Regions from separate parts of the Mus musculus genome. Here region 1 is linked to region 2. A link is a loop called in an ENCODE intact Hi-C map of the cell type or tissue named here. Cell type or tissue: heart. All regions are shown on one strand. Each heading gives the region's core, and the rest is flanking DNA. Links, peaks and the distances in the headings are about the cores only. Region 1 has its middle 26 kb from the start of Gm24867. Region 2 holds the start of Tcte2 (t-complex-associated testis expressed 2).

Region 1 (12,679 bases), core at 1,887-9,886, 59 kb before region 2:
AGGGACACAGAATTATGCTAAGGAATCATGTAGAAGGGACATCTGTGAACCCGTCTCTACTCTTGTCCAAGATTTCAGAGTCAAACAGGAGATTATAATAATGTAACTTCCTTAGTGTGGTTTTCAAAACAGTAATGAATCCTCAATCATCACTAGACTGGGACAGAGTAGTGTTCATAAAGCAAGATTTCTGTGTCCTTAGCTGTTCTGACACCAGCCAGTCACAGAAGACCATACCTGGTCACCTGATCTGGCACCAGCCAGTCGCAGGAGACCATACCTGGTCACCTGATCTGGCACTAGCCAGTCACAGGAGACCATACCTGGTCACTTGATCTGGCACTAACCAGTCACAGGAGACAAACCTGGTCACCTGATCTGGCACCAGCTAGTCGCAGGAGACCATACCAGGTCACCTGAGCACACAAGAAGGGACCTCCTCTACCCCATCTCTCATTCTCAGACTTATCTCAAGAAAAAACATTTGAAAAGCATTTCTCATAAATTGTGTCATGGGCTGGAGAGATGGCTCAGCAGTTAAGAGCACTGAATGCTCTTCCTAAGGTCCTCAGTTCAAATCCCAGCAACCACACAGTGGCTCACAACCACCCATAATGAGATCTGACGCCCTCTTCCGGTGTGTCTGAAGATAGCTACAGTGTACTTACATATAATAATAAATAAATCTTAAATAAGTAAATTGGGTCATTACTTGCTTTCCCTGAGTTAATGGGCTCTAGAGCTAGGCTGAGCTCACACATAGGTGGCAGTCATAGGCCTGAAGCCAGCTGGTAGGACCTTAGGACCACGGTGAGTTTCCTAGCATCCACTGCAGCCCTATTTTGGGGTACTGTTAGACACTTATATTCCTTCCTCCCAGCCCCACTGGAGGAATTTCGCCTGAAGAAATTTGAAAATAACAGCCTGTTGGTGTACTGGGCTCCAATCCCAGGTCAGCTCTTTGTAGCCTTTGGCTGGGTTTCTTCTCACAAGGGCACTCGACGTGTTGCTTGGAACACTGGGAATGTCCTCGACATGAGTACCTTTTACCAGCTCTAAATGTGAGCTCTCCTTAACCCTTTTTTGCTCAGTTATGAAAATATCAGCTCCCTGCCCCCAGAGAATGAGGCATGGAAGGGAACTTCCTTGGCTTACAAAGTGTTCCTCCAGGAACCCAGAGCTACAGCAGACCTAATGCTGAAAAATCCATGAGCTCTAACTCCAAAGGACTCGGGACTTATCAAGCTTCACGTGGCAGCTCATATACAGTTGTATTCATAATCAAAAGTAACCCTGATGGCCTTCAGACAAATAAACAAAACTGTGCTACAGCTGAATGCATAGTGGAATCTCATTTAACACTAAAAAATAATAATCTCGGGGCTGGTGAGATGGCTCAGTGGGTAAGAGCACCCGACTGCTCTTCCGAAGTTCAAATCCCAGCAACCACATGGTGGCTCAAAACCACCCGTAATGAGATCTGACTCCCTCTTCCTGAGTGTCTGAAGACAGCTACAGTGTACTTATAATAAATAAACAAACAAACAAACAAATCTTTAAAAAAATAATAATCTCTCAAGCTTGACAGGAAATAAAAAACTTACACGGTAGAAGAAGCAATCTTTTTGAAAAATTTTTATTTATTATATGTAAGTACACTGTAGCTGTCTTCCAACACACCAGAAGAGGGCATCAGATCTCATTACAGATGGTTGTGAGCCACCATGTGGTTGCTGGGATTTAAACTCGGGACCTTCGGAAGAGCAGTCAGTGCTCTTAACCACTGAGCCATCTCTCCAGCCCTAGAAGAAGCAATCTTAACTTTAGCTCTACAGTATTTTGACCTCAGTAAGGCCAGTGGCTACCTGCGATTACGTGGGAGGAGGTGCATCTTGGGACTTGGATGTTCTGTAAAAGCCTGTGTGTTGAAAGCATGGCCCAGGGCTGGAGAGATGGCACAGCGGTTAGGAGCTCTGACTGCTCTTCCGAAGGTCCTGAGTTCAAATCCCAGCAATCACATGGTGGCTCACAACCATCCGTAATGAGATCTGACTCCTTCTGGAGTGTCTGAAGACAACTACAGTGTACTTACATATAATAAATAAATAAATAAATAAATAAATAAATAAATAAATAAATAAATCCATCTTTAAAAAAAGAAGAGAAAAGAAAAAGAAAGCATGGCCCTTGGCTTGGTGCTATTAAAAGTGAGGCCTGGTGGGGAAGTGTGAGATTTGGCAGTGTGGAATGACTGAGGAATATTGGGACTCCAGGCTCTTGTCTGGATCTTTGCTCCTAATTGACACGAGGTGAACAAACCATGCCATCTGTGCAAAAACCATAACTATTGTCTTAAAGGAAATAAGAGATAGTTCGTTCTGGAGCTAGTCTGAGTGACCATGGTTCAGGAATACAGACTCCAAATCCCAAGCTTCAACATGAAAGCAGTCTCATGAAGTTTTATAGTTTTACAAAAATCATAAAAATGACAGTCATAAATCAAGGCAAGTTTAAAATACATTGTTGGGGACATCAGAGAAGTGGTAACAGCAAGATGGAGTAGCTTTCCTATCAGCCCAAATGCTATGTGATGGCAGTCTTAGCTTTGGCATTGGTGAAAACTAGTAGTCTGTTAATAGATTCCAAAAAGTTTTTTATCTATTAGTCATAGGTTTTTAGCTCTTGCACAGAAATGGACAAGGAATAACTGGCTGTTCCAGAGGGCTAAAGCTAGCCTGAGATACAGTAATTGGCCTCTGGACCTGCAACATTCCAGTTCTGCCACAGTTCTAAAAGCTTTAATCCACCAACCAGTCTCTGCAGACACAGCTTCTTCTCATGAATTCCTGGTCACAATCCACAATCAGCTGGGGACTCAAACCTCTAACCGTGTGAGCCCGAGTAACCCCTTTTTTTTCCTTTCTGAGGTTGATAATTTCAAGAAGGTTGTTACACTGGTAGAAAGCTAACTTGGGAGGGGTGAACAGGCAGAAGCCAGGGACTTTCAGGGCAGTGAGAACTTGCATGTACAAAGAAAAGTCACTGTACTCTCAAGGGACACCAAGAGTAAACCCTAGCCAAATGTGGACTCTGGGTGGTGGTGGGTGCGTAGACACTCATTTGTGCAGCAAATGTACTATTGAGTGTTGGAGATTGGTTCTAATGCTTTGGTTCAACCAGGAATCTGTGTATCCCAATGCTAAAGGTCCTTGTCCCCAACTGGTTTTTTGATGGATCAATAAAGATTCCAGCAGCCAATGCCTGGGCAAAGGGAGCAGGGGCGGAATCCTTAGAGCTGTGTGGGCTGGGACACAGTAGGCAGGAGGAGAACGAGACTCCCCAGGACTTGGGGGAGAAGGATGGGACGCAGGAGCTGCAGGAGAGAAAGCCAACCAACCAGGTGAGAATTCAGGTGGGTGGTTTAGGAGAGCCTAGCCTTTGAGGTAGTAAAGGCACTTTAAAAATAAGCTGAGGGGTGTGTGTGTGTGTGTGTGTGTGTGTGTGTGTGTGTTTCATTCTTGGATCCAAAGATCTCCTGAGTGGTGGGAAGCACGACCAACCGGAAGCATAAAGCGGTGTAGCAAAAACTCACCACTACAACTGAGACATTGGGGAAAATGGAAGGCTTTGCCTGAGGGGAGTAGGTCCATGGGAAATCTCTACATCCTCCTCTCAGCTTCTCTGTGAGACTAAAAATTCTCCAAAAGAATAAAGTCATTTTTAAAGATAGCACAGCCCGAGAGATGGCTCATTGGCTCTAGGCATACACTGCCAAGCCTGATAGCCTGAGCTCAGTCCCTCGTGGAAGCAGAGGATAGACTCCCACAGGCTGCCATTTGACCTCCACACACATCACATGGCACACATGCATGAGCAAATGTAATTTACTAAGTATAATTAAAAACATTTTTGGGGATAGCTGCCATTTACTGGGGCCTATTTTGTGACAGCCACAGGACCAGAAGTATATTGTCTCAAATGATATTCAATAAAATATTAAATTCATGTGTTCTGTTTTTGTTTTTGTTTTTTGAGACAGGGTTTCTCTGTGTAGCCCTGGCTGTCCTGGAACTCACTCTGTAGACCAGGCTGGCCTCAAACTCAGAAATCTGCCTGCCTCTGTCTCCCAAGTGCTGGGATTAAAGGCGTGTGCCACCACTGCCTGGCAATTCATGTGGTTTTTAGAGACTGGGAAACTGAGGGATGTTTGTGTCTGAGTGTAGTTGTGTGTCCACCCTCCCTCTGTGTACAGAAGCCCTCTGTCTGGGCTGGGCTGTCCTTCATGCGACCTGTCATTCCTCTTCCCTACTATAGATCTGACAGGCCATACCCAGGAAGGCCACTGTAGAGACTGTCCCTCTGCTGTCCCCTGAGGCTGTGTCCAAGACTATTGACTCTCTGTCACATGGAACAAGGGGACAAACCCAAAGTGGAAGAGAGGCAGGAAAGGACACTCATCTTTCCTTATCAACCCCCTCCCCCCCCCCCCCCCGTGGCACAGTGTGCCCGAAAGCAACAGCTTGCCGGTTCTACATTCCAACACCCAGACTCATGAGCTCAACCTTATTCCTCATCTCCTTGTCGGTCAGCCCCTCCACCCGCTGAATTCCACGGTCCCTCCTTCTGGTCTGACCATTCTGTCTCACCCTTGTTATCTAGTCATCTGTTCTAGGAGCTTCTCCCACATTGTCCACCTGTGTGGGGAACTCCAACTTGGAAACTATTCCCAGGCTGTTGAGCCAACACAGTCCTGGGCGGGGATTCCTGTTGCATTCCCTGAGCGAGGAAGGAAGTCGTGTGTGGACACAGAAGCCTTCCTGAAACCTTTGACCCATATCCAGCCCCACTGTTTGATCCTCTTCCTCCGAAGTAAGGCATTTTTCAAAGACTATGACTGGGAATCGATACAAGAACCCTCCTAAAGTTGCTGGCCCTCCATTATCCCTGCTCCACAGTGGACTCGGCCTCTCTCAGTGTTTGCACAAGTGTGGGCTTTCTGGCCAAACAGCTCATTTTAGACAAAGGCCTAAATTCATCCAAAGAGGCTGACATTCAACCTACTCCACTCTATCTTTTTTAACTCTACTGTGTCCTGGACTCAGATTTGACATTGTGCAACTTCCTGACAGTGTCTGGCCATTATCCTGGAGGGAAAAGGCTATTTAAGTCCCTACTCACAACCATACCCATTAGCCACAACAAAAACAGGCCTTTCAGTGCCCAGGATGGTGCCCTGAACTTGCTATGCCCTTGTGATCTGGGTTAAATTACAGTACTTTCAAAGCTACTCCCCAGTGAGCCTGCAGAATGTGGAGCTGGCTGGCTCCGCCCTCTTCTATGCTTCGCAGCGGCAGCTCCAATCCACTTGGATGAAAGCTGAGTGAACAGGGAGGGTGTGGCCTGGTGCCTGGGACCTCAGACCTAGAGGCAGCCTCAGTAGGGCCCAATACTGCAAGGCTTCTGAGGCCTGAGCAACACAGAACCTTGAGGTGTCTGGAGCCATCCAACTCCCCTCAGGACACAATCAGCATGCAGAGGTAGAGCACCTAGAGACTGCTCCAGGGTCCTGTGTTTAGCACATATACCTGTGAAGTTAGTGAGCAGGGTGTCCTCATTCCACATGTTAAGAGCACCCCAGAGAGTTTCTGTAAATTCCCCAGGATTCCAAAAGAGTGAGACAGAAGTTTACACCTTCTGCTGGCATCCAGCCCAGCCATGCTGTCAGGGTCTGAAGAGACAATAAAGTATGCGAATAACTCCTCAGAGCCCTCCTGGCTGACCCCTGCCTGCTCTGACCTCACATATGTAAGCCCCTCCTGTGGAGACCCTGCTCTCAGCCCTACAGAGCCCTGGAACTGCCTACCAAGCAAAGGTTTGCAAAGGCTGCCTGCAGCAGGTGAGGCAGGCTTTCTCCTGTTCGTTCAGCTGTCTTCTGGTTATTCGTCTCCTCTCTGATGTTCTGTGTGTATGCTCCTTCTTCATGTCAGCCCATAAGATAGCTGGAAGCCCGTGTTTCTTGGCTGAAAGAGCCCATCCTGGAGAAAGTCCAATGCACGAAGCACACAGGAGACAAAGTGAAGTGGGTTCCTTGAACCCTGGCTTGGGGATCTCACTGGGGAAGCTGGATTGCTCCTGTGCTGCTACCAGACACAGATGAAGGTCAGAGCTGAGCCTGCAACTGTGCTAAGGACCTTCGCCACCAAGGCTTTCTGCCACACAGATGGAGAGTCCATGGTTTTTGTTTGTTTTAAGGCTCATTTATTTATGTATATCAGTACACCCTTTGCTGCCTTCAGACATACCAGAAGAGGGAGTCAGATCCCATTACAGATGGTTGTGAGCCACCATGTGGCTGCTGGGAATTAAACTTAGGACCTCTGGAAGAGCAGTCAGTGCTCTTAACCGCTGAGCCATCTGTGCCCCTGAGAATCTGTGTTTTAAATTGAGCAAACATTCTTCTCCTACCATTCCTCTGAAAAGATGTGTGACCTGAAGAGGCCCTCACACTTCTCTAGGGATCCAGCGGTGTGGGTGGCCCAAAGCCACCACTCAAACCAAAGAGCTGCCAGCAGAGTCTGGGGATGCAAGGGTGTAAAAGCCCCCCTTTCCCTGGCCCCATCCATAACGGGAAAGGTCCTTTGTAACTTGAATTGAAAAGGGAATTATGGGTTCTGCCCGCACTGATACCAAAGCTGTTATGTGGACCTCAGGGTCCTCCTGACACCCCACTTTATGTCAGTAAAGAGAACACAATGGAATGCAGTGCCTGGGAGTGGTAACCACAATATCCACACTGCTTTGGACAGATATTCACCTGGGGCAAGATGGATTCATTGCAAAGATGAAGGAGACTGCCACCTTCTGTAGGACATACCATACCAGCAAGCCTGCCTACCTTGGTGGACCTGAATAGTGACAGAGACTCCCTAGATCACTTTCCCAGCCCCTCTGGTCAGCAGAACACCTTATCCTTTTTTGCTCGCCAGAACAGCAGACTCCATTAACTCAGAGCAACAACACTACGGTTTGCATTCTTACTCAGCGGCTGCTTGTCATCCCACAAGGTATAATTATGTTTGTGTGTGTAGAGGTGGTATATGTACATTTCCGTGTGTGTTTGCATGTGTCTACGTGTGCATGTACGAGTGCATGCATGCATGCACGCATGTGTGCAATCCCGAGGTTAGAGTGGAGTGTCTTCCTCAGTCACTCTACTCCTTAGTTTTTGAGATAAGAGTCTCTCACTGAACCTGGCTTTTACCAAGTTGATTGGATGGCTAGGCAGTGAACTCTAGCTGTCTCTACTCCCTATGCCCCATGTCCAGTTTTGGGGTTACATCACACACACACACACATACATACACACACACACACACACACACACACACACACACACACACACACGCACAGAGCCATGCCTGGCTTAAATATGGATACTGGGAGTCTAAACTCAGGGCCTCATTCAAGCATAGCAAGTACTGACTGGAGCCATCATCCCAGCCCCTAAAAAAACAATTGTTTGAATAGATTTTTCAAAATAAAATGTCCTGCCAGGAAAGTCTCCTCTGGCTCAGAGACTGTCTTCCAGTGAATGAGAAGACCACAGTGACCCAGTACTGGCTGCTGTTCGCTGTTTGGTTCCCAAGTTTTGATACCAACTCTCCTTGGGTGAGCCTAGCCAAGCTCTCCTTGGAGCCACCTAGCTGTCCCGCTCTTAGGACACCCTGAAAGGCATCCCACCCTTGGGAGATGTTGGGAAAACATCTACAAGCACAAATGCTCAAGATCTTAGAAAGTGTGGAGAGATTTTCCAATAACACATACCCAATTTGGTAAATTATAGTACCTTCATAAGGTGGAATGCCATGCCGTAGTTAAGCCTTGCATTGCAAAATAATACTCAGTTGCATGTATCCTTTTTGGTATGTATTAATTACAAATATGTTGACATGGAATACCCACTATAATCACAGTTCTGAAGAAGGCATAGAGCAAAGAGGAGGAACCCAGGGATGACTACTGAAGTCTTACTGGTTCATTTTCTTCACACACTTTTGCTCACATTCAACGTTTTTCTGCAACAAATTCACACCCTAGAAGAATGGGGATGGTGAGTGCATGACGGGAGAGGCAGAGCCTATTGACCTACTTGCTGGCCCATCTTCACCAGTGAGCATCAGTCTCATATCTGGTTTGTGAGGGCCTGGCCTAGCCCGTATGTCACAGTTTGTTTTCCTTGCTGAACTTCTCCTAGAGTCGACTTGTGAATCATGCAAAGCACACATGTGGGGGAAACTTGAGTTCCAAAGCACTCGCCCTTAGTCAGAGGGGGCAAACCCTAGAGCTCAGGAGAGGCTGGCAGCTCACAGCTGTGTGGCCTGTCCATGCCTGAGGGAGCTCCTGCCTTCCACAGGAGAAGGGGCTCAAGCTGAACTCAAGGAAGAAAAAAGGAGCCAAGCACTTACCCGTTTTTTCCCTTTGATTTTTGGATCCTCCGCCCAAGATAAACAGAGTCCCTGCATGTTCCGTGGATTGTCACTCTCTCCTACATCAACTCCAAATTCCCTATCACAACTTTGTAATCAAACCTTCCTCTGCTGTTGCTACAGCTCAGGCCTCCACACAGATGCCCCACGCAGATGCCCCACAGGGTCTGGCGGTCCACAATTGGCTTCTCTGGTGCCCAGTGATGCTATTGTTTATGTCTGCCATCTGTCACTTTGTTACTAAATGGTGTCCTACTGCTGTGAACACCATGCCATTGGTAACTCACTTCCTGATTACTGGACATTTTGTTTCCCATTTGGGATTGTTTCCAGTTTGGTCTGCCTTGTAAATTCCAGAACAAGCCTTTGAGTGGATGCAGATTTCTCTGTTTCCTTGGGCGAGAGGGGGATTGTTAGATTATAGGGAGGATGTATGTTGGGACTGCCGGGCTTTTGGTTTAGGGAGAGAGGGGTCGAACCTGGGTCGAACTGCATGCTAAGTGTTAGGTTGGAACCCCTGCTGGCCCCAGGGTTTCTTCCCTTCCCCCAACCCCTCCCTCACAGGGAAAAAACTCCAGGCTAACAGGCTATCACTCCTTATCTCCAAGTTTCCGGCTAGGCATTCTAGAGTGCCCACCCAGGGTCTCAGTTTTTGACCACATAAGGGCACAATCCCAGCTCCTCGCTGATAAGTTATCAGTTCTCACCTAAGCTCTATAAAACCCCCTGGATGTGTGACTTCACTGACCTCTACCTGTGAACCCACTGAAGAGCTGCCTTCTAATAAACCTGCCTTTAGCTAAGTTTAATCTGCTCTAGTCTGGCCTTTGTGTCACCAAGGGAGAATTAAAAAAAAAAAAAAAAAAGAAGAAGAAAAGAAAAGAAAAAAAGAACCTATCACTAAGTATGTGCTCTACCACCAAGCTACAGTCTTGGCCTTGAGAAGTGAATGTCTGACTTTAGTCCGTGCAGGCTTCTCATCAATGTCACCGTCACCCTAATGATGCTCGCCGCGGCTTTAATTGATACCTCTGTGTTGATGCACGATGCCAAGCATCTTTTATCCTCTTGGTTTCTGTACGGTGTCTTGCCCCGTGATTGTTGGTTTGGAGCGCCTCAGCCTGGATCCAAGTCTTGCAGTCACGTGTCATGCATAGCTTTCCTCTCAGGCTTGCCTTGCCTATTAATTGTCTTGATCTTTTGAGGTTAAAATTTTCATTTTTTGTTTGTGGCCAGCCTGGTCTACAGAGTGGGTTCCAGGACAGCCAGGGCTACACAGAGAAACCCAGTCTCGAAAAAAAAAAAAAAAAAAAAACATTTTTCATGAAATTCAAATTCTATTTATCACCCATCTCTCCCCCCCACTAACCCTCCCACCCAACACCCCTTGTCACCTAATGAAGTCTGTTGGTGTCAAGGTGAATAACACCAGAGATCGTTACATGCCTGGTTTACAAGGATAACCCTCTACACCTAGAATAGTGCTCAGAATTTTTTTCAATAAACACGTGTTAAGTAAGTAAATGAATGAAAGAAGGCTGAGTGAGCAGATGATGGGATGTGTGGATAACTTAGTAACTAAATGAATGAAGCATTATGTGGGAGAAATGCAAATGTAAAAGAATAGATTCCAATCCCATGCGTGCGTGTGCTGCTGGGATGAGCGCAGCAGAAAAGCTAGTGTTGTGGGTGATGCAGAAAAAGAAGAGCAGATGCCAGAGGCTCTAGGTACCTCCTTGGCTTTGCAATGCCCACATTCCAAATGTTTTCATTATTCCATTTATTTCTTTATGACAAAAAAGGTCAAATGTGTTTATCTTCATCCATAGCAAGAAAACATGGGCCACTGCCTTGTCTTGCTGCTAAAGAGTGAAAGAGTTGGCTCACTCTCCATTGCCTCGAGGGAGCCACTAACAAAATATTTGCTTCCCAGCTCCATGACCTTGGCTCTATTAGGACAGAGGCCTTGGGTCCATGGGGAGGAGTGCTTCCACCAGGGAGCAATGACAACAATGACTTCATTCAGCTGGAAGCTAAGATGTCATCTGGCCACTCAGGGGTCCTCATGCATCTGAGTCAACAGGCAAAGAATGGGGGTGGGGGCCTGTGCCGGCTGCAGGGATACTGAGGATGGTGCCAGGGAAGGCTGGGATGCTTTTCCAGCACAGCCAGGAAGAGGAGCCTGGGATGTAGCAGCTAGCTCCCTGCGGGAAGCTCTCACTCTTGCCACAGCCAGGTCTTGAGTTAAAGATTACTGAAAGACTAGACTTTAATTCAGGGGTGCGGCCAATGGCTTAGACCCTTTAGAAGTTCAACAGACAGCCAAGGAAGGTGCCTGGTGAGAGCACAGGGAGCTAACACAGCAGACTGCAGAAGAAGAGAGGGTGTCCTCTATTTACACCAGGAAGAGGGTGTTACCTCAACAAATCTATCATTAGTTGAAAAGATTAAGTCAAAAAATACATTTATCTCAATGGTAGGGTACTTGCCTCTAGTATGTATGAGGGCCTGCCTGTATTCAATACCAACATCAAAATAAATAATGAATAATTCACAAAGCTGGATAGGAAAGTCCATATCTGTAATCATGTGTCTTGGGAGGCTAAGGGAAGAGAATCACGATTTTAAGGCCACCCTGGGCTACTTAATGTTACTATGTGTGGGGATCAGGCTGTGCCCTGCTCTAAATTAGTTCATATGTATAATCTATCCAGGGGCTTTCCAGCTGAGTTGTAGCTAGGTGGCTGACTCCATTTCACGTAGCAGATCTTGCCTTCATTTTGGGTACAAATGCAGACACAATGACTCTGAACCTTGCTCTGCACTGTGTACTAGCACCAACCATGAGACACAGACTGACAAATAATAACCCTACCATCTAAAAGGGTACCACCCTATAAACTTATCATAGCTAGGGTGGGAACATTTGAACACACAATATGTTAAAATCATATCAGAAAAGCCAGGTCCAAGAAACTATCAAACACACCAAACCAACAAGGGCTGTGACACCCTCACCTGGACCCAACTAAGAAAAATAGCACCAGACTGATGGTGACCTAGGGCTATCTGACCACCCGATGTGTGTCTGCTCAGCATGGCTTCCATGCTTCGTGTGGTCCACTTGAACTGTCAAGAGAGGCAATCAAGGGAAATTGCAGCTTATAAATTACAACATCAGAAACCAACATAGCACATGAATTTATTGTAATTCAATAAATTCTGACATTGGAGAAAAACACAAATGCTTCTAAGTTTCCTGGCATAGAACACTCATAATACTTTGTCTCAATAATAATCATAAAATAATAATACACCTAACACACTGAGCACCACGCTTAGCAACGTGTTGACTCATCCTTTGTATCCATGCATGGCTGGCCCCTGCACTGCAAAGCATGATGGGAAGATACCATAGCAAGGATTCCCAACCTTAGAAAAAAGTCCTGAGCACAATTTCCACTGACCATCGAATGAAAATGAGGACAGGAAGTTTTCGGAGTATGGCTGAGGAGGTTATTATTATTATTATCATTATTATTATAGATATGAGGAAGCGAACATGAGAGGGGACCAGGAGAGGGAGAAGAACCAAGAGAATGAGGAGCTAGAGGGCACAGGAAGACCAAGAGAGCACATGGCCAAGATGGCTGAGTTATATAGGAATCAGAAGCTGGGAGAAGGGAAGCAGAGTTCAGAGGAGAGAGGACAGACTGCAGGGGTGAGAAGTCCTGAGAGGAGCCAAGACTCTATTACAGGTACTTGAGACGCTGAAAGAGCCTGGCCCCCAGTGTCCTCTTTGATATCTTAATAGGTACTTCAGCCATTTGTCCTGGGTTTCTTTGACGTTTAACAATCATCAACTTACAACACTTGAAAGTTGACTGGTCACAGTCGCTACAAGCCACTCACAATCTGTAGCTATAAATACTGGTTTGAACCTCAAGACCAGTTGTAGTTGTGGGACTGAACTATTGTGGGACTTCTTCCTGATTTTATTCTTAATGTTTGTACCTACACCACTCTTCTTTCTTCATCTCACCTGAGATGAATTGACAGCAAGCAACTGCTCATGACAGTTTGTGACACATAGGCTGTCAAAGGGAAGAGTGACTCTCAGCCGATGTTCGGTGTGCTCCCAGAAAGCATGGTTAACTGTGTGTTTGGTTATAAGTGATAGAACCATTGTGGGT
Region 2 (12,192 bases), core at 4,193-12,192:
AATTGAGATTTAAATATTATCCTCTGGGGGAAAATTTTTAATATTGAGCCAGAAAATTTATTTTCTGGAATCCCAGTTCATGGTAACATCTAGGATCAAATAAAATTCTCTCATAAGCAGATGCTAAGAATAATGCTTTTAATCATGCTAATGATATGTTAAATTTCTCATAGAAACTACAACCACATATTATAGCTAATCGAGTAGAGTATCAGATTTCATTAATAGTGTATTTTTGGCCACAGTGTGCCTCATGCTAGCCTGCTGAAACTACGGTGGTCCCAATGACACTTTAAAGGATTTAGTATCTAAACAGTGATTGGTTTCTTCTGTTAAAAACATAAATCAATCTACAATAAACATTTATTTTACCACTATTGTTTACTTAAATCTCTCTGAGCAAACAAAGAGCATTAAATCAAGGATATTCATACATTTTAAGATAGAATCCTAGGCCAAAGTTAATTTAAGACAGATATGAATAACTTTAAAGTTTTCACTTCATAATGTTTAACTTTTCTTATAATTGATTGTTTTTTGTTTTTTTAGTTGACTTTTTTTAATGACCATTAAATTAAAATTCACTTTTAAGATTCAGGTGTGTGCGATGGTTTGTGCCTATAGTCCTAGTACCTCAAAGTTGTGGCAGAAGGATTAGGTGTTAAAGGCCATTTTCTACTACACAGTGAGCCTGATGTTGGACCAGACTACATGAGGCTATTAAAAAAAAAAAAAACAACAACAAAAAAAACCCCAAAACGTTAAAAAAGGTATTTTCTATGGTAATTAAGATTTACTTTTAGTTGTGTGTGTATTTATGCCTGTGGCCAAGTGTGGGTTTGGGCACGTGGGTGCAACACCCTAAAAGCCTCAGGGAGGCACTAGACCCCCTGAAGTGGGAGTTACAAGATGTTGTGAGGCTGCCCCTGATATGGGTGCTGGTAACTGAACTTTGGTACTCTGTAAGAATGCTGCACACCCTTAACCACAGAGTCATCACTCCAGCCAATCTGATTTATTTATTTATTTATTTATTTATTTATTTATTTAATTGACTCATTGTGTTGTTCTTTGCTGGCCTGTAACTATGTAGACCAGGCTGGCTTCTAATTCACAGAGAACCACCTGCCTCAGCCTGCCTAGTGTTCAGACTAAGGGTGTGTGCTACCATACCTGGCCTATCCTTGATGATTTAATGAAACTATATAGTGGTGTTTTGCCATGTTAACTGTCATGGCTGGGCATCTGCACCTAGAGAATGTACACATGGGTAAACATGTTAAGTGGAGATGTTTATTTATGTAGTCTTGTAACTACTGTCTTATAAGTCACAAATAAAAATATTCTCTGGAGCCGGGCATGGTGGCGCATGCCTTTAATCCCAGCTCTTGGGAGGCAGAGGCAGGTGGATTTCTGAGTTCGAGGTCAGCCTGGTCTACAGAGTGAGTTCCAGGACAGCCAGGGCTATACAGAGACACCCTGTCTCAATAAAACCAAAAAAAAAAAAAAAAAAAAAAAAGAAAGAAAAATATTCTCTGAGCATGTTCTTATGTTTCATAGCTTTGTTGTTGTTGTTGTTGTTGTTGTTGTTGTTGTTTTTAGTCCTAAGGAGAGACAACAGATCAGTGTAGAAAACTTTAATATCAGTGAAGAGTTGCACACGTGGTCCTGATGTGGGTTTTTGTTGTTTGTTTTTTAAACAACGTTACAAGGAAGGACTTGTTTACTTAAATCTGAGCAAACAAAAACCTTTAAATCAAGGATATTCATACATTTTAAGATAGAATCTTAATTGTTCAGGTAAGAGAACTGAGTTTCAGAAAGACAGTTGGGCATTAAATGGCCAAGGGCAGCTAGATGAATTAATATAAAGTCATATTGACTCCATCATTTCGAGATACAATTTCCAAGGAAGAGACAAAATGCTCCAGGTTAGGAAGTGGTGGTAGGAGCTCTGAGTGCCAGAGGGTACTTAGCTGGGTCTATGGAGATATTTGAGTCTAGATGGGCCATATTATCTTGCTTCCAGAAGGAATCTCAAATCTCAACCCAGGGCTCATTAGAACAGAACTTGATTTTTGTAAAAATCACTGTGGGGACTTGTTGGCCTTCTAGAGCCCATGTCTTGTGACTGTGACTGAGCCCTAGCTCCTGGTCATTGTTACATCTCCAATGTCTCTTTTTCTGGTCACTGCAGCAAGGTTAGAAAGGGCAGTCCACTGCTTACACCAGAGGTGACACGCTAGTTCTTCATGGCTCTCTGAACAAAACAAGTCACGGGGCTATGCTTATTTTATACAGGGTGGAAAGTGCAATTCTGTGAGCTCAGCAGTGCAAAGTTGAAGCCTGTAAACAACAGAGTTGGTCAGGATTTCATCCGGTGAGTATGAAAAGGGGGCTTTCATGCAGAGCGAAGAGGAGGTATGAAGCTGGAGAGGTACAGGGAGGGGGAGAAAGGGAGACAGATACTCTGCTTAGAATTCACACACAACACTGTAAGACTATAAAGCTGCAGAAAAAAACTGGATGGTTGGCTTTGATGCTAGGGTCTCACTGGCTGTGAACACAAATGGAACACTATTGGGAGCTGTGCTCGAGGAGGCTTGGTTTGTGATGACCTTGGAAAAGAGACCCAGTCTCAAGGTCAAGTGGAACCTGAAGATTTATTTCAGCCAATGATTATCAATCCCAAACCAGCATCAGACTCACTGAGGGAGACTGACACATAGTATGACTATACATTATCAACATGGTCTCAAACTCACAGAGATCCCTTGCCTCTGCCTCCCAAGTGCAAGGATTAAAGGGATTCATCACCACTGCCCTAATTTGTTTCTTTCTGAGACAAAGACTATGTAGTCTGGGTTGGCCTTGATCTGGTACTCCTAAGTATGCCCCACTATTCATTCCCAGCTTGCCCCCTCTACAATTTCTTAGATGCCACATTATCTTCTCATACTTTCCTTTAAGGTTACTAAAACACATTTACTTGTAAGCTCTTTTTCAGAATATGCTTTTAATTCCTCTGGAATGAATTTCTCTCTAGGTTGCCGACTGTGAAGGTCTTTTGGCACCCAGTCTCTTCGTGCACTTTAGGAATTCCTGGTTTGTTAGCTTCTGTTATGCTCAGTACTCTCTTTGCTCGGCTTCTTTCTTGCTATAAGGAAAGCTGTGGCTAAGGGAGCATCCTGACGGATGAATCAGATCCCCTCACTGGATGAGCTAGCATGGTTACTGAGTAGACAGCTGCACTGGATGGGCTAGCATAGTTACTGGTCAGACGCCTGCACTGGTGGCTTCTCTTCTGGTGCAAAGCTTTATATAATCACAGCTGGACGCTACACTTGGCAGTAGCTTTCTCTTCTCCACCACATTTCTAACCATCATTCCGCACCCAAACAAGAGCTTAGCCCTGTATATGATCTGTTTGCTACAGGTTGCAATGTCCAGCAGGACTCCCCCTTCGAGCCCCTTCTCGCTGTTGTGTATTCCCTTTCTGCCAGGGGTGCTCAGCCACATCCCAGTTGCTTCCATTACTGGACATCCACATTTCCTCCTTATTCCTGGTGTCTATTTAGGGCAAATATGTGGCAATGGCAGAGCACTCCAGAGCACATATTCACAACACTGTATTCACAACACCATCTTAACTGAAGGCCAGAGTCAAGCTTCCACTTCTCATGGCATTAAAATGTCAATAGCACGTTTAAAATGTTTAAGTGGCATGGCATTTTCAAAAGCAAGCAAAACCCTTTTTTGTTTGTTTGTTTTTTAATTTACAGATATGCAAGTAGCTAAAGAAGAGGTCTCTCTCTCTTTCTCTCTTTCTCTCTCTCTCTCTCTCTCTCTCTCTCTCTCTCTCTCTCTCTCTCAAGGGTTTCTCTGTATAGCCCTGGCTGTCCTGGAACTCACTTTGTAGACCAGGCTGGCCTTGAACTGAGAAATCTACCTGCCTCTGCTGGGATCAAAGGCGTGCTCCACCACTCCCGGCTAGAAGAGATTTCTCTTAGGGAACATTCTTAGGCACACTTTCAGAATTTCATGAACAAGGCATTTCTCAACACTGCCTTTTGTTTCTCTTATTTTTATTGTTGGTGAGGCATTGTTAAATGGCATTTTCTTTTCAGTTGATATGTTCTGTTTCCTTCTAAACTAAAATCTGTGGCTTGTGTGGCTCATGCCAGTAGACTATGCTGAAAAGGTGGAGGCCAGTCTGGGCCACACCTTTTAAAGCTAGGTGTGGTACTGCACACTTTCAATATCCACACCAGGAGGCAGGGGCACGGGTAGGTGCAATCTCTAAGACTTCAAGGCAAGTCTTGTCTACATAGTGAGTTTCATTCAGATCACCCAGGGCCTAGTGTTTGCTAGGTTTCGTACAGAGACCTTGTTTTTTTAAAAAAAAGATTTAATGGGAATTTACATTTTAGAGTATCAGCTTTCCAGCAAAATTAAACACACACATACATTCTTTATATAGCCCATATTAAATATTATACATATGTATAATTTTTAAAATTAGGTACATGAAAACATACAAAATAAGTTGATAAATTTGGTTTATTCTTATAGTATGCATTATGCATGCAATGTCTTCCTAGTACTGGTGGAGGCTTTGTAAAGATTTGGTGTGGAAATAAGGTTTATCATGTGGCTTATCTTGGCAGCATTTTATTTTTATGTTTTCAGTTTTGGGTATTGAACACAGGTAGATTCACTCTACAACTGCCTTGGCAGCTCCTGTCTATCCATACCAGGGAGAAGGTGATGTCATACTAACACTATGTAGTGGATCTAACCATTTGTCATCAAGCTCCACTGTCACGTCCCTCTTTTGAAACAGGGTCCTACTTTGTAGCCCTGGAACTCACTATGTGGACAGGTTGGCCTGAGTCACAGAGATCTGCCTGCTAGGATTAAAGGGCATGACCACTCCCTGCTTCTACGACTGTTTTCTATCACAATTCTCTATAAAGACTGCTTTCTGGAAATTTTACGAGGAATTCTAAATGTAACTAAATATCAGGCACTAGAAATACAACAGGATAGAAAGATTCTAAGTAAAGTACATACCCATGGAAACCTAATCTAGAATTCCTCCCTCCCACCCTTCTTTTCTCCCTTCCCTTGTTCCTTGCATAAAGAAACTAATCAACGTTGAGCTTTCTAGCCTGCAGGTTCTGAAAAGGAGTTAGCTGTCTGGTCTCTAAGGTTAACAAGCTAGAAGAGCCTTTGTATGTAGGGGCTTCTGTGGAAGACGATCTCTACATGAGTGCTGCCTCTGCCTTTATTACATCCTTTAACTTTACATTTTAAAGACCATCCTTTGATTTGATATATTAACATGATTTGTAAGCCGACTTGTACAAGTATAGAATTGAAATATTTCAACATTCTACTAACTTGCCAAAGTATTGAAGTTACTGGGAGTCAGATGATCTGTTGGTCATTAGACAACAGTTGCTGTGTGTGTCATTTACTTTTCTGGGATGGGTTGGTTCATCATCTTTCTGGTATTTCTTTCCTGGGGCTTGTGCAAACTGAGGCAGAAAAGGCTTTATTACATATAGATTACATATAGGTTGTGGAGATTTTCTTGAAGATGTATTTATGTATGTGTAAGTACACTGTCACTGTCCTCAGACACACCAGAAGAGAGCATTAGATCCCATTTCAGATGGTTGTGAGCTATCATGTGGTTGCTGGGAATTGAACTCAGGACCTCTAGAAGAGCAGACACTGCTCTTAATCGCTGAGCCATCTCTCCAGCCCCAGTAGGATTTTTGTTTTTAAGAATACTTTACTGAAGATGAATTTCAAAGGGGATATAGTTCAGTTGGTAGAGTACTTGCCTAGCATACAGGAAGCCAAGTATTCAAATTCCCAGTACAGCACAAGCAGGAAGTGATGGCATATAGATAGCCCTCCCCCCACCGCCCCAGCCCTGTTACTCTGGAAGTACAGAGGAGGATCAAAGTTCAAGGTCATTTTTGGCTACATAATAAATACAAGGCCAGTCTGAAAAACATGAGACTATCAAAAAAAAAAAAATGGGAAGGAAAACTAACGTTTATTAACTTATTTATTCTCACCTATTTTTCCCATTATGCAAGTACTGATGCTTTTTGTTTTTCTGTTTTTCGAGACAGGGTTTCTCTCTGTGTAGCCCTGGCTGTCCTGGAATTTTCTCTGTAGACCAGGCTGGCCTCGAACTCACAGAGACTCACCTGTTTCTGCCGCCTGAGCGCTGGGAATAAAGGCGGGTGTCACTACTGCTTGGCTCAGTACTGATGATTCTTATTGTTTAATATACAACTAACATATTTTAATACCTTTAAAAGGGAAGATCAAGACTTAAGTATAAAGTGGAAACTTAAATCTTCAAAAACCGACTAACCGGATTACAGTCAGCCTCATCTAGTGCACTTTGTTTGACTTCACATACAGTCTTTCATTGAATCTGTTTCTGTATTGTACGTGGTTAACAAAGCTCAGGGGGCTTTTAGGCTCTTCTTCCTTTTCCACATCCTGCTGTCAGGTGTGACCAGTCACCATGCTTATGGACAAAGAAGGATCAGGGCTTCATCTTTACTGTCATCTGAGTATCTTTAAGCATAACTCTATGATGCTGACGACAGAACCTAGGACCTCATGAACTTTGGAAACCTTTTGGCTTAAGCACCTGTCCCCTTCATATTCAGGATGTAGGCTGTTCTATAATGGCTACCTACATCCCCTCCGTCTTTTATGGATAGCACAACACATGACTCAGAACATTGTTTTGGTTCCCTTTTCTTTTTCTTCAACTTCTAGGAGGTCAATTCCTCATCCTCCTGCCACGCCTCCCTGTTCTTGGAACACAGGCCTGGCCTACCACTCCCCATTTATCGCTGCGTCTCAAACAATGAGGATTAGTGGAATAGTGGGCCCAGCCTAAAGCTCTCCTTGGTTGAACACATAATAGTTCGGGTCTTTTCGGCTGTGAGAAAAATCACAGGTATTCTGTAGATTTCAAGCCGTTATCAATATACTAAATACTTACAATGCATTATACTTTGGGAACTGGTTCACTTGTGAAGATGATACAGATGGAGCTTTTTAAAGTAAACCAGAAACCAAGGGCAGCGGACATGGATTTAGCCCTGCACTGTCTGTTGGCTTCTCTACATACATATTTCTTCCCATAAAAACAACGCTGCAGAGAGCCTTTCTCGGTCTCTAGCAATACTGAATGTTCCCTTTAACAACACAGTGGCATGGGTGTTAGTTGTCTAATTGCTAGCTTTGCAAATTCTGTAAAAGCCAGTTCTTCAGCAGGAATACAGCTCATGCTGTGAAAACCAGTTTACACTGGCTCTGTCAGGGGAACTCTGAGTGTGGAGGCTAGTGAGGGCCTTGAGCGGCACTGACAGTCGAGTCCACTCAGAAGCACAAGGACTTAAAGGCACAAAATGCTAGGACAGGAAGACACATTCATACACATATGCTTTTTTTGCAAATCGCCCCCCTTTAACTTCCAGAAGAGGACGAGGGGTCTATAGAAGAATTCATTCCCCATGGCACGAGTTCAACACCAGGCTCCTCTGCTGAAAAGCCTCCTTATGTAGCCTTGCTGCGCTAGTGCAGTCGCAGAGCAAACGGAGACAAAGCCCAGCCTGGAGGACAGATGCTCTTCTTTCTGACAAAAGAAGAAATCTAACTGGTAGAGAGAAAACATATCTTCTCACTGGAAAAGGGAGAGAGAGCAGAAATAAAAGAGGGCATGTCAAATACAGCGTATTGCTCTCTTAGCTCCGGTGAAGGCTTTCCCTTAGAGCATGCCAAACACCAATTTTACCTGGATGAACAGGGGAAAACAGCTCTTTCCGGATGTGTTCTCCAGCAAACAGATTGTTTTTGGCACGGAAGAGGCAATGAAAAAGACAAAGAAACAAACGTTCTCTAAACCCCAGAGCATTTGCTGTTCAAGATAATTTTTGGGTTTCTAGGTTCACCGGGAGGCTTTAAAAGATTAACAAAACTCACGCTAGTGTCTCTCTCTCCCCGTTCTAACTCAGATTCGTTGTTTTCCCCGAGGTGGCATGCGCTCCGCGGAGACACAAAGGGCGCCGCCGCTCCCTGGCCGGGGTTGAGGAATGCGGGGGATCCAAAAGGCACCCTGAGCCGGAGGAGGGCTCGGAAAACATTTGCACTGACGCTCACACACAACCATAATAATTTATCTTTCCTCCGGAGAAAGGTCAGCTGGGATTTGACCCCAGCAGCCAGCGCAGCCCAGGCGTCAGGGCCGCGGCGGGATGGCCGGCCAGTTCCGCCGGCCGCGCAGCCCACGCCCACCTGTCCATCCCGCTCTGCAGCTCCGGGTCGCCCCGCCCGTCAGGGCGCCGCCCCTCTGCTCGCCAGCTCGTCCGCCACCCCTGAGCCTGCCCAGGGCGGACCGAGCGCGGCCGCAGGACCGAGCGGCTCCGGTGAGGACTCACGCCTCCGGCACAGAGCGAGTGCGGCCCGCTGACACCCGACGCGCCCCTGCACGCACGCACGCGCGCGCGACCACGCGGCAGCACCTAGCGGCGCGGCGCGCGCTCGCGGGGACGCGCACGGCGGGCGGGCGCGCACGGCGGCGGGAGGGCGGGGGGCGGCGCTCGGCGCACCGGCCGCGGCTGAGGCGGGCTGAAGCGGCGCGGGCCGGACGCGGGCCGAGCCCGGCGGAGGACGCGCGGCGGCGGCGGCGGCGGTGAGGCGGCCTGCGGTGTTCCGGCCCGGCTGGCCCTGGGGAGGAGCGGCCGCGATCATGTCGGCGGGCGGCCGCGACGAAGAGCGGCGGAAGCTGGCCGACATCATTCACCACTGGAACGCCAACCGGCTGGACCTGTTCGAGATCAGCCAGCCGACCGAGGTGAGCGCCGCCGCCGCCGCCGGGGTGCGAGGGGAGGGGGCCCGCGCGCGGGCCGGCGACGCGGAGGCCGCGGGAGGCAGAGCGCGGTGGGGTCCCGCGGCCGCCCCTCCCCCGCTGGCCTGCCCGCCCGCCCGTCCGCCCGCGGACCCGCCCTCGCCCGCGGCCCTGTCCCCTCGGCCTCCGCCCACCGTACTGGCCAGCGGGGTCCCTAGGGGCGCTCGTCCTTGTCGCCTCCTGCGGTGCCCCGCCGCCCGGGCGGGGTCCAGGGCGGCTTGGTGGCCGGCGCAGAGGGCGGGCCGGCCACCTGCGCGCGGAGACACACCTGGACGTGCACTTGTGTCCCCGGGACTCCGCCTGGCCACCCACGTGGGTCCTCAGACCCCACCTGTGTCACCCGCATCCTTTCCAGGCGCGCACTTGTGTCCTCAGGCCCCGCTTGCGCCCACAGGACTGCACCTGGCCGCCCACCTGTGCGGCACGACCCACCTGTGCCCTCCCGGCCCTTACCTGCCAGCGCACCGGTCCCCGTCGCGGCCCACGCAGGCCGCGGGCCTTCCCCTGCGGGATGCGCTCCTCGCCGCCGGTTTCTTTGATGGCGTCTTCGAACCGTCGGGACGCGGATCTCGGCCCCTCCGAGGCCACGTGACCGGCCGATGCCCGCGGCGGTGTGAGCCCCGTGCGCCCCACGGCGCGCGTGCGTTCTAGCCCGGCGGGGTCCGGTGGCGCGCAGCGGGCAGACAGATAAACCCCTGCTCCAGCCCCGTGCGCTGGCGGTACGCAGCGGGGCTGCGGGAAGCGTTCTGGACGATCTTGGGGGTGGGGTGAGGGCCGGTATCCAGCCAGCCGGTTGGTACCGGGGAGACTGTCGGAGGAGTTCCGTGGCCGGCGGGAAGCCTCGGGGAAGCCTCCGTTAGACAGCGGGCCAAAGGGCGTTTGGTTAAGTTGTGGCTGGGCAGACCTGTTCCACGCGACCCCACACTATACCCAGGACTTGTGCCGGATTTGGAAATAGCTCTGGCTTTGAAACCTAAGAGGTGCTTGCTGAAACACAGCAGCCAGCGCTTAGCCGCGAACACAGATTTGGTAGATCTGAGCAGTCTTCTCAGATTGACTTAATTTTGCCGGTGGAGGAAGGCAGGTTTTCCTCTCCTTCCCTCTCACCTTCTTGTGAGCACACTTGACCTAGTTAGAGCCCTTTCTCTCGATCCCTATTTGACAAGCTAAGGTAAATTATTAGGTTCAGGTGGCCAATTTGAACACCGGTGGATGTTAAGTTACTCCTGATTCATAATTCATCTTCTGTAACGATTTTACGAGTTGTATTTTAGTAAGCAAATTTACTGTGTAGTTAGTGTTCGTTCATAGCCTTACAAGCGACTCTTTAGAAAGGAGCCCTGAATCAATATAGTTTCAGTATTATTTTGTCTTTCAGAATAATTAGCTTGATTTTTTTTTTTTTAAATGGCAGGATAAACTTTGCAAGTAAAATATTGCTAGTCAAGTGAATTCCCTTGTTCCTCCCCCTCCCCCAGAGTTCTTATCTGATTAAGAAAAGATGTGTTTTCTGTTGAGAAGTAACAGCTTAGTGTTTTAGTCTTAAATTGAGGAGTTAGCTTTAAAACATTTTAAATTAAATATTTTAGATTTAACTGGATTCTATTCTATAAGCATTCACTTGAAACTTTATCATTTTGGAGAGATGAACAGTAAAGTTGCATGTTTTGTGGAATGTTCCCCCCCCCCCCCCCCAGTTTTCTGCAGGTAAAGAGTTGTGTAGACAATGAAAAAAATTACAGGACTTAAATGAAATTATCTTTTTCATTACCCTCTCTTACATCTGAACATTTCTATTTTTAGAAACAACTTGTAATTGAAAGCCTTTCATAATGAAATTAATTTGTTTTCAAAATGTAATGGCTAGCTCACATTTTCTATTTTGTTGTTTTAGAGAATCTTTGAGTACTATTAAAATTATTCTGTTCAATTTGAAGCTGTTTTTTATTAGCACACTATATCATATAAGTAAGCTGAGTTCTATGAGTAGTGTAAGACCAGTGGCTGCAGCCTGTTGTGTCTGAGCTGCATCTGCAAACAGTTTTACCATCCTGTTTGCTTCTTATTCCATTTGGCTGTTACAATTAAGCAGGTTTCTACAAGAGGATAGGAAGTACACCAACCCCTGTAGATGTTCAGTGACCATTGAAAAGATTCCCTGCAGAAGTTGATTTGTGGGAAGGTTTAAGCCTTGTATTTGTTTAATTGGGCAGTCTTTTATGCTTGTTGGTGAGAGCATGATGAGTGTTTTCTATTGTTTGTTTATTTTGGTACAGTGTTGAGTGTCACCTGTGACTTGGTTGTGTCTGGTGGTGATAGCCACTGATGGATGAGTCTTCGCTTTCTCTGTGGGTTACATTTACCTTTAAAGAAAATGCATCATCCTGATTAAGCTTGCACTTCCCTTCACGTTTACAGTTCTGTGTAAAGGGACCCGTTCTGGGAACCAGCAAGGTGTTGCTGAGCAGTTTTCAGTCAGTCCTTAACTTGGGACTTGTGTACTTCTTGAAAAAAAGAGTTAACAGTCTAAACTCAACGTGAACATTTTATGACTGGGAGATTGATGTTAACTCAATTAATACCATGGCCACTATAGAAACTGATAAACATTTTCTCAAAGCATTACTGGACTCTTTCCTTTTAAAATTAGGGCTTTGAAATTAGGGATTTCTGATGATTTTAATGGGAGAGTGCCCCTTTGAATCTTTGTTATTTTCCAGTACTGTTTAAGAAGTCTTCTCTGGTCATCCCCAGGTCTTACCTAGACTTGTCATCAGAATTGCTGTTTTTTTCTCCCTCTTCATTACACAAGGCAAGAAATGAAATATTTATCCTTGCAGAACTGCTGTCTGTCACAGTTGGTACTTAGTAAGCATAAAGAAAGAAATATTGAATATTCCTGGCAAAAAAAATTATAAAAATTCATTGAAAATTGTTCACATAGTAAAAATTTGTTTTGTTCTGACTTTTGCATAAAGGTTATGCTGATAAACTTTGCTAAGTTACTGACTTTAGCTTCATGAGATACTTTTTAGTCATTCACTATTTATTTAATTCATTGTTGCCTTTTTGCCTCTGGGGAGAAATAATCCAGAATTTGTGTACACCCACATGTGTTTTATTATAGGTGAACATGATTCATTCTAATTCCTTGGTTATTCTTGAGAAGTCATGTGATGATATTACACATGATGTGTGCAAAAAATAACATGGAGAATTGCCAGGAGAGGTGGACTAGGAAG

What was found. A loop is a pair of places that touch in the nucleus more often than their neighbours do. Peaks named below come from ENCODE experiments on the same cell type or tissue, not always from the same donor. Only the 100,000 strongest peaks of a DNase experiment are listed, where the experiment ranks them.
Region 1: a loop joins it to region 2, with 5 times the contacts of the local background. A loop is called at or near these places in 6 of 42 quality-filtered maps.

What each region holds. Positions count from the first base shown.
Region 1 is chr17:13,695,111-13,707,789 of GRCm38, forward strand. No RefSeq gene overlaps it. Among named protein-coding and RNA genes, the nearest start is that of Gm24867, 26 kb to the left of the region's middle. In heart, for the core only: a CTCF peak has its summit at 6,311 (motif pointing right); DNase peaks (open chromatin) are centred at 4,761 and 5,341; H3K27ac peaks cover 5,413 bases.
Region 2 is chr17:13,751,883-13,764,074 of GRCm38, forward strand. Tcte2 (t-complex-associated testis expressed 2) reads right to left here and starts at 9,521. Exons shown (of 3, transcript NM_022311.3): 1 at 9,404-9,521. It overlaps Afdn (afadin, adherens junction formation factor), which reads left to right and starts at 8,659. Exons shown (of 33, transcript NM_010806.1): 1 at 8,659-8,896. The coding sequence starts at 8,792. In heart, for the core only: no CTCF peak of the experiment used is centred there; DNase peaks (open chromatin) are centred at 8,459, 9,219 and 9,389; H3K4me3 peaks cover 4,844 bases; H3K27ac peaks cover 3,880 bases.